2 separate regions of the Mus musculus genome follow, and region 2 is linked to region 1. Evidence: chromatin loops called from intact Hi-C (ENCODE). Cell type or tissue: gastrocnemius. All regions are shown on one strand.

Region 1 (8,000 bases):
AAGGCAGCCTAAGGCACAGAGGTGCTCATGACAATTGCCAGCAGACAGAAAGAGGCCTCCTCCCCGACAGGGCCAAGCTCAGTCAGAGGCGACAAGAGGAGTGGCCTCTTGGGCCCCAAACTTCCCAGCATGGCCTCAGAGCCAAACTGCAGTTTATCCACACTGGCTCTGGGTCTAAGGCTAAGTTCCTCTTCCTGTCTGTCCAAGAAGCAGAGGGCACTAGCCCTCCAGGGACTCCCTCCCCAGCTCCCTCTAACTTGGTCTATTAATTTAAAACCCAGGAAACTGGCCAGAAGTGGTAGGCACAGGGGATGTCTGAGAGGGTCTAATTACTGCAGCCGCTCCAAATGGAAGGTAACACCTTGTCTCCTCATTAGCAGATGGACTGCAATTTAGGATGACAACCTGGAGGACAGCGATGGGGACATGTGCTCCCCTGCAGGTCCCCACCTCACCGCCACTTTAATTTCCTCACTGTTGAGTGGTTATGAGCAAAGCACTCCCAGCAGAAGGCTCTGAAGTTCTGAGGAAGCCCTGTGATATGGTTCTGGGGTGTGTAGGGTCCAGGCCCAGCCACCAGAAGTCCCACATACAGACCTGTGAGGTAACAGGAACACACACCTCAGCCTTTAAAAGTATTTTCTCATTAAATATTCAGTGTGACCATGTTGACTGTGCTCTATAAACAGATATGGTACAAGATGGGCTTCAAGGACACAGCAATCTTCCTCAACAGTGACACATTGGGATTCAAGGTGCAGAGGACGGCTCCCCAGCAGTTCCAGGGCACATAAAGTTCTGTCAGAATTTACACTAGCATTTCCCTATCAAAAACAAAAACAAAGGACACTTCCTCAGCTGGCCTTGTCTTAGGAGCCTCAGAAATGTCTATGCAGTGAATTAACCCCTCAAAATTCCATCCTAGACTGGCTTTTAGAGAGCCTCCTTGGGGTGCTGAGCCTCCTGAGTAACTGTGCCCCAAAGAAAGTAGAGGAGCCCTGGCATACACTGGGAAAAAAACCAGAATAACTTTGCATGGCTTTTCCTAGGGAGACATAACCTAGGGGAGAGAAGGCACCGAGGCTCGAGGGCCTCGTCCAGGTGGGGTCACTCACAGGAGAAGCAGAACAAGCACGCGGAAGGCATCTCCACCACCACCGACAGCCCAGCCAGTCTGTCACTGACTTCCTAAATAGTAGGGGGAGGGAGGTAGAGCAAAGCTCTCCTGAACTTCATGGCCCTCCCCCACCGCACCCCCCTGAGGGAATGCTAACAGGCTGGGCTGGTACTGTTGCCCTTGGGTTGTCACAGCTGCCTCTGCCCAGCTGAGACAGCTACTCTATGTAAGCTGTATGAGTTTCAGGTGAAGGCTTTTCTCTTCTACCCAGTCAGGTATTCCTGGGGAGCTGGAGCAGGCTGGGCTCATCTGGATCTTGAACTCGGCCTGGCAGACGTGGATTAACAAGAAGTCCCTTGGATCGCTGTGCAGCCACCAGAGCCTGACAGGTCGCATCACCTCAGCTCTGGAAGGGCAGCAAGGGCTTTGTTTGATCCCAGAGCAGCAAAGGCTGAAAAGCAGAGCTCTTGAGTTTCAGGAGAGCTCTGACAGGCCAGCTGACCTCCAGGAACAGGAGACTGGACAGTGTGCTGCTCTGGAGTTTGTGCGGGCTGACTGGTTGGAGAAAAGACACTAGGAGGAAACATTCCTTGGCTGTAGGCTAATGCTTTAGTGAGAGGCCATTGATCCCACTCCACTCCTCTTCGGAGTTGAATCTGAGACAAGAATAGTTGAGAACTGTAACGTTTGTGCAAGGTGTTTCACAAAAGCCTTCCTCACACAGATATTGCTAGGCCACACAATCAGCCCAAGGTTATGGGTGAACACACCAGGACTTCCATGTATTGGGACTTACTCCTGTCCCTAAGCTAGAGTCACCATGAAAACTGGCAGGTGGGTTTTGGCTCAGTGGGAGCATGTGCGACGCCCTGGGTTTATGAGCCTGGCCATAGCCACGCTCCCTGGAGCTTCCCCTCCTAACAAGGCAGTTCTGCATCCTGCCAGTTCAACTCTGCCCTGAGCTGAATCTATCTGCCTGGGTCTTCTCCAGTGCTCCTCTCAGGGTAGGGAACCTAAGCACCAGAGAACTGCACCCTGCAACAGAACCTCCAAACCCACCAGCCCAAAATGAAGCTTCCCAGATTATGGCAGCACCAGTATCAGGACCTGGCAGCCAGCATGCTTAGATGGTGTTGCTTAGACACTCTCTAGGTTTGTTTTCAAGTACAGCTGGATAAGAAGACAAACTAGCTTCCCAGGAGTATTTTGAATTAATTCAAATATAACCTATCTAAACACTACAGAGTGTAAACCACTTTGTTTGCCCTTTCACCTCAATTATTAAAAGTTCTTAAAACTATCCTGTTCACACCAACCACTTCAGATGACCACAGCAGACAGTTGTCTCTCAGAGGCCAAGAAACCCTTGTTCCTCCACTGCAGAGCACTGGATGTAACACGGCCAGGGTGCTTGTGTTATTATGTCCTTCACCTGTTATCATGGCATGATGCCTTTTGTTACATGATAAAATTGATCACGCGGCTCCAGCAGTGGGCCCGCAGTGTTCGTGTGGTTCTGAAGACAGTGGGATACCAAGCTCACCTGTCAGTAGAAAGTTCTGGTGAAAGGGTGGATTGCCCCAGAGCAGCAAAAGGAGGGAACAGCGACACCCACAGCCGCCCTAGGCTGGAGTTCACACCCCACACTGTCCAAGGTGACCCTCAGCTGTGTTTTTGGTCTTCTCAACTCTCCACCCCAAAAATATAAAATGAAGGAGGGCTGTACTTCATCAAACCAGAAGCCTGCAACACAAATCCCTCTTCTGAGGAAAGCAAGCTTGTCCGAGGCCAGCTGTTGAGAGTGAGGTGAGCTCTGACTGGCTGTGTACCCTGAGCACCGCTGGTGCATGCAGCCACCAGGCCTGTGCTTCAGGGCTACAGAGTGCTAGGGGCTCCCTCCGAGTCATACAGGCGTGAAGAGACAAGTAGATGTAGGCAGCCTCCAGGGGTAGGACAGAGTGGAAGGCCTGGGAGCTGACCGTGGTGCTGACCAGGGGTAGCCTCTGACTGTGGGACATACCTCCAAGAAAATTAGAAAAGTAGAGAATGGGGGTATACTCAGAAAGGAAAACAGAGGACTTAAGCAGAACTGTGGTGAGGGTCTCTGGAAGAAGGAACAGGGATCGAAATGGCAATTGCTTAGGTATCTGGGGGAAAGCAAGTGGCCACTATGATCCAGAAAACAAGGGGAAAAAGACTTGAGGGAGAGAGGTCACAAGGGAGATTTCTGAGAGCCCAGAAAGGCACAGGGGGCTGGAGGACTGTGCTGGCTCCCAGGAAGAATCACTAAGGTCTGCCTGGCTCGTGGATTATGTCTGTGAACAGTTCTGGGGTGGCTGAAGGCAGTCTTCCCAGGCCAAGGAGCTCTTACTCCCAAGGTGGGCTAGCCCAGTACCAGATGCTCACTGGTGTCTCATAGGAAGGGACAATCAGCCCAAGGGACAGCAAACTCACTGACAGCCAGTTACATGCAGTCCTGTCAGACACCTTGGTTCACTGAAGGTCACAGTGCTGCATGTGGTCTGACCACGCTCAGAGCTCCTGACTGCCTTCATCTGAACCTAACCCACAGCCCATCTCACTTGGAAGCATGCCTGCATCAAACTGCAACCACTCCCCCTCAAGCCTCCCAGAAAGGTGGGAGGTTGTGGGGCAGGACAGAGAGGGGCACTGAGGAGGGCAGCTGCTGAGGCAGCAATTTCATCTGTCCAGTCTCCTTACAGTAGAGTTCCTTGAGGTCAGGGACTGCGTCCCACCATCCATCCCTGAGCCCAGAAGTCTGGCGACTCAGCAGATAGCAAGTGTTGACACTGCCGCCTGGCTCCAGGATGCCCTGTAACTCTCCCTGTTTTCCCAACTCAAGGACAGGGTGGAAACCACACACCGGATTTAAAAAAGCAAACAGACTGAAAAAATTAGAACAGACAAAACGAAAGCATCTGCAGACAGAAGCCTTAAGTGCTGGCTACCTGGAAGGTGGAGTTTCCTCTTCATCCCCTGGGGTCCCTCAGGAGAAAGGCAGGCTTGTCAAGGAGCATGCTGCAGCCTGCAGCTCTCTGGCCGGTCAACACCATTCCTCCTCTGCTGCCCACGGGGCTCAGGAAGCAAGGTCTTAAACTTAGCTAAAATGCATATTTTGATTTACTCAAGAAACTCAAACTGGCCCCAGGCAAATAATAACTGCATGAGAATATTTCATTTAGCACCTTCCCCTCTTACTCCCTTCAGGGAGAAGACTGCTGCACTCAGAAGTGAGGGGGAGGGAAAATTAAATAAAAAACACATCGAAGGAACAGCTACAGAGTGGGAAAAGGAGGAATGTGTCTCAGAGCCGACCTCCAAACTCACAGCTCTGGTCTGCCTCTGAAACAATCTCACTGTGCCTTCTGCTGTGTAAACAGTAAGTATTAAAGGCATCAATTAAGGGTGGCTAGCTCCAGTGTTCCCACGGCCAAGGTCTCTGGCATGCCTCCCACCACCCTCACTTGCTATGGCAGCAGAGTAGAAGCATCTAAAATACCACCTTTTCTCTGGCTGTTTAAGGCTGGAGGAAGGGCTGCTGCCAACTGCCCTACTAGAGGACAGAGGCAGATACGCCACAAGTTACCTCTGCCCCTCCAACTGACTTCAGTAGCTCAGGCTCAGCCAAAGCACAAAGCTTGGGAGAGTTCCTTTTTAGTAGGCTGGCAGTTCTGTCTCCCAGGGTCCCTTGACAGGGCTCTGTTCCCATTTCTCTTCTCCCCTCTTTGCCGAGAAGACCATCTTGGGAAAACTACTGGGAGGATTATTAGGACCCAAAAGAGAAGAAGTTCCCCCCTCCTCTGACCTTAGATGGAAAGCCTGCACATCAAACAGTGGTCCTTCTGGCTCACCACAGTATATTTTGGGCAACACAGAGGTTCAGGATTACAGAAAGGCACTGGACTCCTGTGACCAGAGCTCAGGCATTCCAACAGACTGGCCAAGGGCATGTCCCTTGGGGACATCTCGTCTGTGTGAGACTCAAACCCAGTGGTGAAGTGGTGGCACCACCAGCCTCTATGATAGTAGGTACAAGGCTGTGTGGCCCCAGAAGATGCAAGTGAGAGATGCAGGTGCTGTCCCCAGGGATGCCAGGGGATGGCAATGGCAGGGTTAGGCTCCCACGTACTTCCTTACTCAGGTGCAGCAAGCACAGAGCAGGTCAGGGGCAGGGTTCCCTGGAAAAGCTCATCCCCATTCACCTGAGAACTCCGGGTCCTCAGCATGGGGACAGTGGCTTTAGCAGCATAATGTGTAATATAAATAAAGGAGATAAGGCTAAGAACAAGGAGGCAGATACCATCACAGGTAAATGGATATGTGTTCCTCTAGATGGGAAGGCAGCCCAGAGAGAAGGCCAAGAGGGAAGGCTGGCCAGGAAACAGGAGGGACTGAGGAATGGAGCAGGAGGACAGTGCCCTGAATGAAAGGGACAATGGACATCAGAAAAAAAAAATGTTCAGGCACTCCAGAACACAGAGGCAGAAACCAGACCATGGATTGGTAACTGAGAGTTTCAAGCAGAGCCAGTAGTGGCACACTGCCTGCAAGTGCAGCCCTTGCAGCTCAGGCAGAGGAAGGCTAAGTGTGAGGCCAACCTGCCAGATAGAATTAAACCTTGTCCAAAAAAAAAAAAAAGTTGTCAGTGAATCCCCAAAGAAAGACCTACTCAGTGTGGCAGGGAGGCAGACACAGCATAAACAGTAGTGCAATCTGGGTGAAATTTCACTTGAGACAGAACAAGTCTGAGCAGAGGTGGTGAGCAGTGGTCAGCTCTGTCTAGACAAGCGGTCTGAATTCAGCAGCAGGGTACACTCAGGTAACTGGGGAACTGTCTAGACATGATGGATGACACCACCCTTAAGAAGTGCTTGGATAGACCAAAGCAAGAGCAGTAGGGTTCAAAGAAGGCCAGGCCAAGGGCCCACCTCCACCATCATCCACACCCCTCCTTCCCAATGTGTCTGAGCTGCAGCTGCCTTGGCTTTCAAGGCCCGCTCTATGGCTGGGCACATGCAAGTCCCCCAGATATTCCTAATATGGGGATAATACGGGAGTAATACAGGGTTTCTATAGATGGACAACTGGCAAGATCCCAGAGCCATGGGTCAGTCAGCAGCTGACCTGTTTGCTCTTGCCTCGGCAGACCAACAATGTGCACCACCCAGAAACTAAGGTATGAAGGATTCATCCAACAGCAGTCAAGCAAACAGATCGCTATTGCAACCTGGGATTCAAGTGTACATAAAAGGCCTCATACACCAGGCATAGTGCAGTCAGAGGTACAGACGGGAACTCAGGTCTCCTCCTGGCCACTTCCCTTCTGTCTCATGGTCACCACTGGCAGGTTTCCTTGGCATTCATGTCCTTATGCAAGTGCTGAGTAAACACGTCTCATTCTGGAGTTTCGCCGCCCGCCCGCGGTAGCTATCAGCAGTTCTGTAATACTCCATTAAATGTTTGCCAGCTGATAGATGTGGGTTGTTCCCAGTTTGGGGTTTCATATAAACATGATTGTCCAAGTCCTTTAAGGGAGCTTTCATATTTATTTCTTTAAGGTAATTACTTAACAGGGGAATTGCTGGGCCATAATATAGATTGCAGAGGAAAATCATGTAAAACCTCAGAGACTGTAATTCTTTTATTTTTTTCCACTTTTATGTATGTGCATCTGCGTGTGCCAAGTGTACATGTGGCTGTGAAGGACAGAAGAGGACACTGGGTCCCCTGGGATTAGTTTTGAGTGCTAGGATAGAACTCTGAGAGCAGGAAGCGCTCACAGCTGCTGAGCATCTTCCCTCACTTCAGCAGCCTCTGCTTTTCAGCAGCCGTTCCCTCACTGACCCCCTAATGGACACTGCATTTTCCCGGGTTCCTGGTATGCAGCATGATTTCACCACACTTATTATCTGAAGACCTTCCTTTGAATAACTCCTGTTTCAGACATTCATGGCTAACACTCTTAACAACACACAAACATGTACCCACAGCCACAGCCAAGATATGGGAGACTTCTATCATCCCAGAGCTCCTGGGCCTTTGCAGCGGTGAACTACCCACAATCCTCTGCAGCCTGACTCCTTTCCCATCAAAAGCCTTCTGGTTCTAGTCTTTTTCTGAACTTAAGACATTTGAAAGTCATCCACTTTCTGTTGGGCCTCACTGCTGTCTCCACTCTCCTGTTGAATGACATTTGGGCTGCTTTTAGATCTAGAGATCATGAGAAGAACCACAGAAAGTGTTCATAAAGATGTTTCTATCAACACAGCATCTTCTCTTAGTTATACCTTGAAGAGGAGCTGCTGGGTCATATAATAAGGAACAGTTTACTAGATTTTCTTAACGTATAGATTTATTTTTAAACCAAACCAAACCAGGCTTGATTCAAGGTGTGGCCTGCGTATTCATTTCTACCACCGAGCTGAGTTTCAGGTGCTCTGAATCTTCACCACTTGGCCACACTTCCCGTGTTTCGGTGAAGACAGTAAGTGTGTACTGGTATTTCCTTGTGGTGTAATTTCCCTGGTGACTATTGACAAGCATCCTCCATGCATATCACAGCTCTCTGTGTATCGTCAAGTGTATATTCCAGTCTCTTGCCTGTCTTCCCATTGGGTCTTAGTATTCCCGTGGCCTAAGAGTTGTCTGGGCATCATACACAGTCCTGGGAGAACCCGCTCTGCTCAGTGTGCCTTCCAGGTGTGCCTTGGGTTCCATGATCCTGTCTTTTTAATTTCTGTGAAATCTGACATTCACTTCTTACAGAATGTACCGAATCAAGCAGTCTCTTCTAACCCAAGCCTTTGGTCTTTCCCTCAGGTTGCACCATCCTGTAACATGAACGGCATCTACAGCCATCTTG
Region 2 (8,000 bases), 150 kb before region 1:
CTCACCCTCTGTACCTCAGGCTCAGTGAAGGGCTTTGGTTTAGTGGTGAAGGCACTACTGTACACCAGCAGTGACAATTGCACCTATACACAAGCTGTTGTGGGGATTAAGTGAAGGAATTTATGTAAAGTCACTTAAAACCAGACCTGGAACTCATTACTGAAGCAAAATGGCTAAATATTACTATAATTTCACTTAGCTAATAAATTCTGATGGGAAATGAAAAAATTCCACATTATGCAACAATTTAAAACCATTCGTGGGATGCTAGGGAGGTGGCTCAGTTAAGAGCACTGCTTGCTCATCCAGAGGACCCAGATGCAATTCCTGGCACCCACATAGGAGCTCACAACCATCTGTAGCTCCATTTCCAGGGAACCTGCTACCCTCTTTTGGACTCATGGGCACTGCACACATGTGGCACATACACATACATGCAGGCAAAACAGCCATACACATAAATAAACATGGGCTGTTCAGATGCAGAGCAGCTAAAAGCATTTTACTGTGCTTCCTTCCACCTTACATGATGCTCATGTAAATGTGCAAGGATAAAAATGACTCCTCTGAACTACACACATATTCTGTGCTACTCCCCATCACTTATGCACACACACACATGCATACATACAACATACACACTCACACACATGCACAAACACACACTCACACATGCACATGCACACTTGCACACATACATGTACACATGAACATGCACACACATGTACATGCATACACACCACAGGCACACTCATACACATAGTTGCACAGGCACATGCATATACACATGTACACACACACACACACCCCACACGCACACACACATGCACACACTCACACACACTACATGAAAACTCACATACTCACACATGCACATGCATATTTGCACACATGCATGCACACATGTATATGCACACACATGCATCACACATGCATGCACACATGTATATGCACACACATGCACACATGCACATGCATACTCACTCATACATACTACATGCACACTCACACACGCACATGCCTATTTGCACATGTACATGTACCACATTTTAAAATCATTGAGGAATACTTTAACCCTTATAAGAATGTTGGAAAACACAATAAAAGTTGTATAACATAATCTCAAACATATTTTGAGGAGTTGGGGAGACATTTTATGAGAACATTAACGCTGGTTGGATTCGGGCATAAGTACTTAAATCAATTCTATTTCTGTGCATTTTCTTCTATTTTTTCCATTTTTTCTACAATTAGCATATGTTTTATAATTAGGAGAAAACTATACTTCAAAGACTCTAACTCAAAGTTGAAATGGCTTTAATCTTGAAATGAAATGTACCATTCTGCAAGGCACATAATAACTCCGTAGATGGCTGAGGATGGCTGTGTCTTTCCTTCAGACTATAGCACAGGATGTTTGCCGACTCTGATCTCTCTGTGACACCCCGCATCTACTGAAATAGGAATTTTACCCAAACTTTTGATCTACTTCCCACCCGAGGGTAACAGTGATAGCCTTAAAAGACCCAGGATTCAGGCCCCGCAGCTCAGATCCCCCTGCCCACCTCTCAGTCCAAAGGATACTACTGGACAACACACATGAAGCCAAGCACTGAGCTCCCAAGAGCCTCTCATATAGCCTTGGCATGACTCTGTAGTGTAGGTGGTGACCAGACCCACTTCATAGACACCAAAGTAGAAGAGCTAAGCATTTAGTCCCCAGTTGGTGGGAGTTGTGGAGGCTTTGAGGGGTGGTGCCTCACTTAATGAAGTGGTCATGTGCGTAGTCTGGAGGCCTGATAGCCCGGCACCGCTTCTTGTTCATCCTATGTTCCTTGACTGTAGACATGATGCACCTAAGCCCCTTGGGCTCCTGCCACCATGCTTTCCATACCATGATACACTGCACTCTTTACTTGTGACCCAGAACAGACTCTTCCTCTCTGGTTGATTGCTGTGTACTTGGTCACAGCACCAAGAAATATAACTAGTATGCTCTACACACCACTGCCTCTCTGAAGACCTCCCCCTGTATCTCTTCAGCAGGCAAAGACCACCCTAATACTGACTCATCCCCACCCCTCGAGTCATTCTGTTTCCTCTGCTTCTGTAGCATCTACAGCAAATCCATTCATTCTGCCTTCAAAAGTGGCTGTAGTCCAACACATCTCTGCCTGCCACCCCCTGGAGTCAAGCCAGCCGCACCTCTCACCTGGATGGCTGCAATGTCATCCTCCCTGCTCTCCCCATGACACCCTGGCTCTCCCAACACCGGCCCTATCTCTCTCAAAGTCAAAAGAAAGGTCTTTACAGTGACCTGCTGGTCCTGTGTGATATGGCGCTCTCTGCCTCTCCACTCCTTGCTATCCTGCTCTTTGCTGCCTCCTGAACATCTGGTGCACCCCACCCCAGGACCCTTCTGCCTGCAATCTCATAATATGTCCAGCTCCCTGTCTGCCTTCCTTTGGGTCCCAGCTCAGATGCCCCCTTGTTGGTAAGCATTAAAAAGCAACACCTACGGGGCCCTGTCCAACTGCTTTCCTGTTGGTCCAAGGAGGACGTGCTTCCATCTGACTTTCTGGGGATTCTGCTCTGTTTTGTTGACTACCGTTTTCTGTGCCTCACCCCCACTCCCACTTGAATGCAGAGGCCTCTTTCAATCATTGTGGAACCTCCCCAGGCCTTGGAACACTGGGTTAATATAAAAAAATAATAATATCAAATACATGAATGTAAACAAACTGGATGACAATCATCTCTCTAATAAACTTCAGTACTGTGTTCCAAACTTACATCTGAGACCTTCAAAGTCCACCTCCCCCTGCCTCTGGGCACTAAGAAGCACTGCCTGAGAACCTCACAAAATCAGAGACATCAACCAGCACCCACAGTCATGGAGAAAGCTACTGTGACCCTCCTTGGTGTCTGAGAGTGGTCACAGAGCCAGTCTACATGCGTACAAAGGCCAAGGAACATGGAGCAGTAATTTGCCTTTAATCCCACTGAGGCTCAGAAGATGCCGTGCACAGGCCAGCACAAACACATCCTCTCCACAGGAGGAGCTACCACAACTGCCGACCCTCCTAACAGAGCCTCAGGCCTCCATCCGCACTGCTCATTTTGGTAATGATCCCCCCAGGTAGGAGGCCACAGTATGGGAGGCGCAGCCCAGGCTCTTTGTTTTAATTGGTCCCACGCATTTCTGATTTTTAGAGCACCCCTCACTTACTTGGCTTAAAAAGTCAATCTCTGCATGATCCAATAGGAGCCCAGAGAATAGGTAAGAGAATCTCGACTATAACATTTGCGCTTAATGGTTAGCTATTAATTGGCTTTTTCTGTGGGTGTGTAAATCATTTCAGTTTGGTTCACTGGCATTAATGAAGGAGCAGTGCTCATCAACGGTCCACATTCCACGTCACCTTGTAAAACCACAGCCCATGCATTTAAAAAATAAAATAAAATAGATTTATCACGATTCAAAATGCAGATAGTCATTAAAATAATAATTAAAATATAACTACAAGTACAATAAAAGTTCCATGATAACAGCCTACACCTTAATGTATATTAATTCTCTTAATGATTTACTATATACTTCTTACAGGGTCAAATCAATGTCTATACCAAAAAAAAAAAAAAAATTCAATTAAACCCTATTCACTGTATCTTTCAAGGGAGTCTATTGTTTGGTTTTGTCTCCCTACCAGGCCATTTGTCAGTTGTTCTCACCCAAGATTACAAACAGAAAGGACATGACCCATCAAGGTCGGGAGGAAAGCATCCAGGCCCAGTCAGTCCACCCTCGCCATCTCCCGCTCATTTTTCACTAGCGACCTTGTGGAGGGGGGAAAGGGAGGCGCTGCTGGGTCCATATTCCCAAATAAACCTTTGGCCTGCAGGCCATAACCTTCACAACTCTCCCACCCCACTCACTGGACCAGCTGAAGTAAGCTGAAGTAAGCTACTGCGAGCAACAGACACTGGCTTCCCCACCCCCACCCCGGAACTTCTTGCCCTAATACACAGACCAAGTCAGCTTGTCCTTTCCAAACTCTCCCTCCCCTGCGTTGAGGTGAAGAAAAAAAAATCGTGTCCCTGGTCCCTGCACCAATGCCAGTGGCTTGCCAAGCTTTCCCCTTGCCTGAGTGCGTTTATGAAAAATTAAAACCCAGAGACTATTCCCATGCTTGGGGGCAATGGACTGCCAGGGACGGCTTCCTAAAGCTGAAGGCTAGAGGTCAGAGGTTTCCTAGAATCTCTTCTCTGCCCTCTCCCTGTCATTCAGCACAGATGGGCAGGGTGGAGAGCCAGCAGGAAAACCCTAGGGGACTTAGACTCTGGTTGGGCCCAGTGAATGGATGCAGAGGTTAGGGTCCGCTGCTTAGCCAGTTCCTCGGTCCGTGACCACTAGGGGGCAACCAGCATCCCCGTATCTGCCAGTGGATAAGGTCCTGAGCTCCAATGGCATCTATCTAGAGAGTTTTGAGATTTGGAAGAGGGAAGAAATAAGAAGTTCGTGTCACACCCATTTTGCAGGCAAAGAAAACCAACTCGCTGAATGACAGCTTACTTTGGGACCCAGCATTTAGAAAGGACGCTGAAAGAAGCCCAGGCGATACTGAATGCGCATGCTCTTGTGAACGGCTTCGAAAAGCTACAAATTGCCTCTCTCCTGGCCCTTCCCGGTTGGCATGGCAGGGGCTCCGGTATGTGTTTGAAAAGGCCCCTCTCACTGAGATCCCCTCGCTCTGCTGTCCCTTCTGTGCACAAGACCTCGCCTCTCAGAAGACCCTTGTGGGTCCAGAGAACACTTGGACCTCCGGAAGCCCATCGAAGATGGAGAGAACAGGAACGGGGCTAAGGAGAGGGGTAGACAGCAGAGGTTCTCATTAAGCAAGGCGGCCTCATGCTGTTGCAAGACTTTATAAGCCTCAGCTGCACAATGCTGTTTAAAATATAGGTGCAATTTGGGCCTGTGGTTAATACTGTTTAATTTTATTTTGTACTGTGTAGTATTTCCCCAAGCTGGGCCTAGGCTGATTTGAATCTTGGCTCCAGGTTTTGCTGTCTTGACAAATTTGCCTAGTTTGGGTTCCCTCTGCCAGGACCCTGTGCCCATGTCGGGCTTGTGGTCTACAGCTAATGTCCAGGATCCCCTCACAGGACCCACAGACCAAAAGGAGGACTCACAACTAGCTGGTCCCTTGGGGGTAGAGGAGCTAGGCCACACTACTGGCAAGAGCTCTCCACACCTTTGGCATCAGGGTCATTCATTTGCATATTTTCAACCTCTGTGCCTTATCTGTGTGCACACCAGGTTGTGTGCATGAGATTCGTGGCTTGGAAATTTTTGATCACATGGCCCTTGGAGGAGTTCAAGGCTCCAAAAAAGAAAGCATATTTTCTATTCCTGGCTCCCTTGATTGGAAGCAATGTGACCCTGGGAAAGCCTCTGCATATCTTGGGTATTATTTTTATCCCAGAGGGTCTCTGGGAAGGTTGGGGAAGAAGACTGGCCCTCCCTTGGCAGAGTGAGGCACACAGTAGGTGGTCAGTAAATGACAAAACCCTTCCTGGACAGTGATGGGCTTCCCCTGTGGCCTTTGGGTCAAAGAAATCCTCGTAAAATAAAGATGTTTTCAGAAGTAGGAAAAGGATGAACAGGCTCCTGGGGTCCTTTGGGAGCCAGAGTGTGACAGGTGGGTCTGTTATCTTCTTTTGGATCTGTAGCTCTGAGAGACCAAGACCGCAGCCAACTCTGCCCCTCCCGTGCCCTGAGGCTCTTGAGCAACTCCCTGCACAGGAGTCTGGCTTCCTTCTTCACTGTCAATTATATACATGAAAACACGCCAATAAATCCGCTCAGCTGGAACACCCCATAAACACTAGTATGTAAAAAGAAAGAGAAAAGAGATTTTCATGCCCGGCATGCTGAGCAATAAGAAAAAGAGATAGAGACTGCTGGTCCCTTGGCAGCCCCTGAGTGGCCAGGAGGGTCTTGTCAAGAGGTGCCCCTGGCTCACTGACGAGATCTAGCAAGCCGGGTCAGTCAAATGTTGTGGAGCCATGAATTTTTCCCCATTCCAATAAAGTGCCTTTTACTTTATTCATCCAGATTATGTAGAAATGGATTTTTCCATAAAAAGCAGAGCTCAGGAGACATGATGGATTTTCTCTGGCACCTCACGGGTGCATGTCTATGCCTACTGCCGTCTTCCCAGCCCAATAGCACACGCCTTGATCGGCCTGTCTTCCCTTCTGGCTGCTCATTGGCTTTCAATAATTTCTCAGAAGCCCATGGGTAGCCACTAAATTTAAACTCCTGTCCTGAAAACTCAAATTCAACTCAATAAGCACGTATTGACATCCAACCGCACACAGGATATGAAACCAGGTGTTGTGCTGCAAAGAGGAACGGGAGAGAGGAACGGTCTCCTAAGCAGGTCAGCACTGGAATATTCTCCAGTTTGAGCTCAGCACAAGGAACTTCAAGGACTGGCAAAGGACATACGGATGTGAGCAAAAGAATGTAGTACCATTTGCAAGAGGACACTTCAGGCTACAAAAATCGCAGAAAACTCTAACCTGGAGCATCTTGGAGAGGAACACAGGTTATTTCAAGCCATGAGAGGTCAGCAGATGCCACTCACCCTCAAGAACCAGAGGGTAAGGGATGGGGTGATGGCCCAGTGGTAAGCAGTTTATTGGACAGGCACAGGGACCTGAGTTCCACTTCTAGCACCCACATTAAAACGTCAGCTATGAGGCCACGCCTGTGCCTTCAACACAGGACAGGCAGAGCTAGGAAGATCCCTGCAGCTTGCTAGCCAGTCTAATCTAATCAGTGAGCTCCAGGTTCCACGAGAGACCCTGACTCACAAGAGAAGGTGCAGAGCAACTAAGAAAGACATTGAACATCAACTGCTGGCTTCCTCATGCACCAAAATGTCCACATGCACTCAGAACCCGAGTCCTGCTGGCAAGAACTAAAAAAACGATGCTGGGTAACCTGTGGAAGGCAGTCCCTCTCTAAGAGGACAGACACCCTCAGGTGTTCTAGAAAGTGTCAGGATAGCTGCATGCTAAAATTAGTGAGTTTTTCTCATCTGCTCCTTTCTGTGTCCTTGCAAGAATCATGGTGATTGGCATGCACACAGCACACACAAATATTGGATGGGTAGATGGATGGATGGATGGATGGATGGATGGATGGATGGATGGACGGATGGATGGGTGGATGGATACCTAATTAATCCATAGTAATGTGAACAAATCCAAGTGTACCCTGACTACCTATAGGGTTTCAGAGAAGCAGAATAAGAAGGCCATGTTTAAGAAGAAAACACATGGTACACAGAATCCTGTTTTTTAAGAAGATATTGATCAGAGACAAGGAAGACATATAAGCATTCCCAGAGACACTTGACCCTGTTTGGCCAATATCATTCACAGAAGAATGATGCTGACTCTAACAAGTCTGAAGCTCAAAATGTCCAAATCCCTTCTGTGAACAAAAACCAACGAGCCACGCGATTAGGTTTATCACAGCAACAATCTCACTCACGATACAAGTTTTCTGAATTCATTACCTTTCCTGTCTATCACGGTTATCAAATACCTGACAAGAAGCTTAAGGAGAGAAGAGGTATTCCCACTCAGGGTTTGCAAAGCATGATGCTATCATCATGGCGGAAGGTACAGCAGCTGCGTTTGCATGTCAAATGTCTGGTGCATAATCATGTGTTTGAACACTTGGTCCCCAGATGATAGCAATGTTTGGGAGGTTGTAAAAAAAAATACTGAGTGATGGAGCTTAGCTGGAAGAGGTAGGTATAGATGTGGGCCTTGCAGTGTAATCCCTGGTCCCACTTTCTGTCCAAAGTCTGTTTCCTAGCCTTCTGAAACATGAGCAGGTTCCTACCACCACAGAAGCCCTCCATGTCATCCCCACCATGGTAGATGGTATCCCTTCAAACCACAAGCCAAAAATGAACTTC

What was found. Hi-C counts contacts between places; a loop is a spot of excess contacts. Peaks named below come from ENCODE experiments on the same cell type or tissue, not always from the same donor. Only the 100,000 strongest peaks of a DNase experiment are listed, where the experiment ranks them.
Region 2: a loop joins it to region 1, with 2.5 times the contacts of the local background. A loop is called at or near these places in 7 of 42 quality-filtered maps.

The regions. Positions count from the first base shown.
Region 1 is chr4:151,761,049-151,769,048 of GRCm38, forward strand. All of the region lies in intron 3 of Camta1 (calmodulin binding transcription activator 1), which reads right to left. Among named protein-coding and RNA genes, the nearest start is that of Gm52710, 29 kb to the left of the region's middle. In gastrocnemius, no CTCF peak of the experiment used is centred here; a DNase peak (open chromatin) is centred at 4,585.
Region 2 is chr4:151,606,062-151,614,061 of GRCm38, forward strand. All of the region lies in intron 3 of Camta1 (calmodulin binding transcription activator 1), which reads right to left. Among named protein-coding and RNA genes, the nearest start is that of Gm52712, 32 kb to the right of the region's middle. In gastrocnemius, a CTCF peak has its summit at 4,416 (motif pointing right); DNase peaks (open chromatin) are centred at 4,408 and 5,785.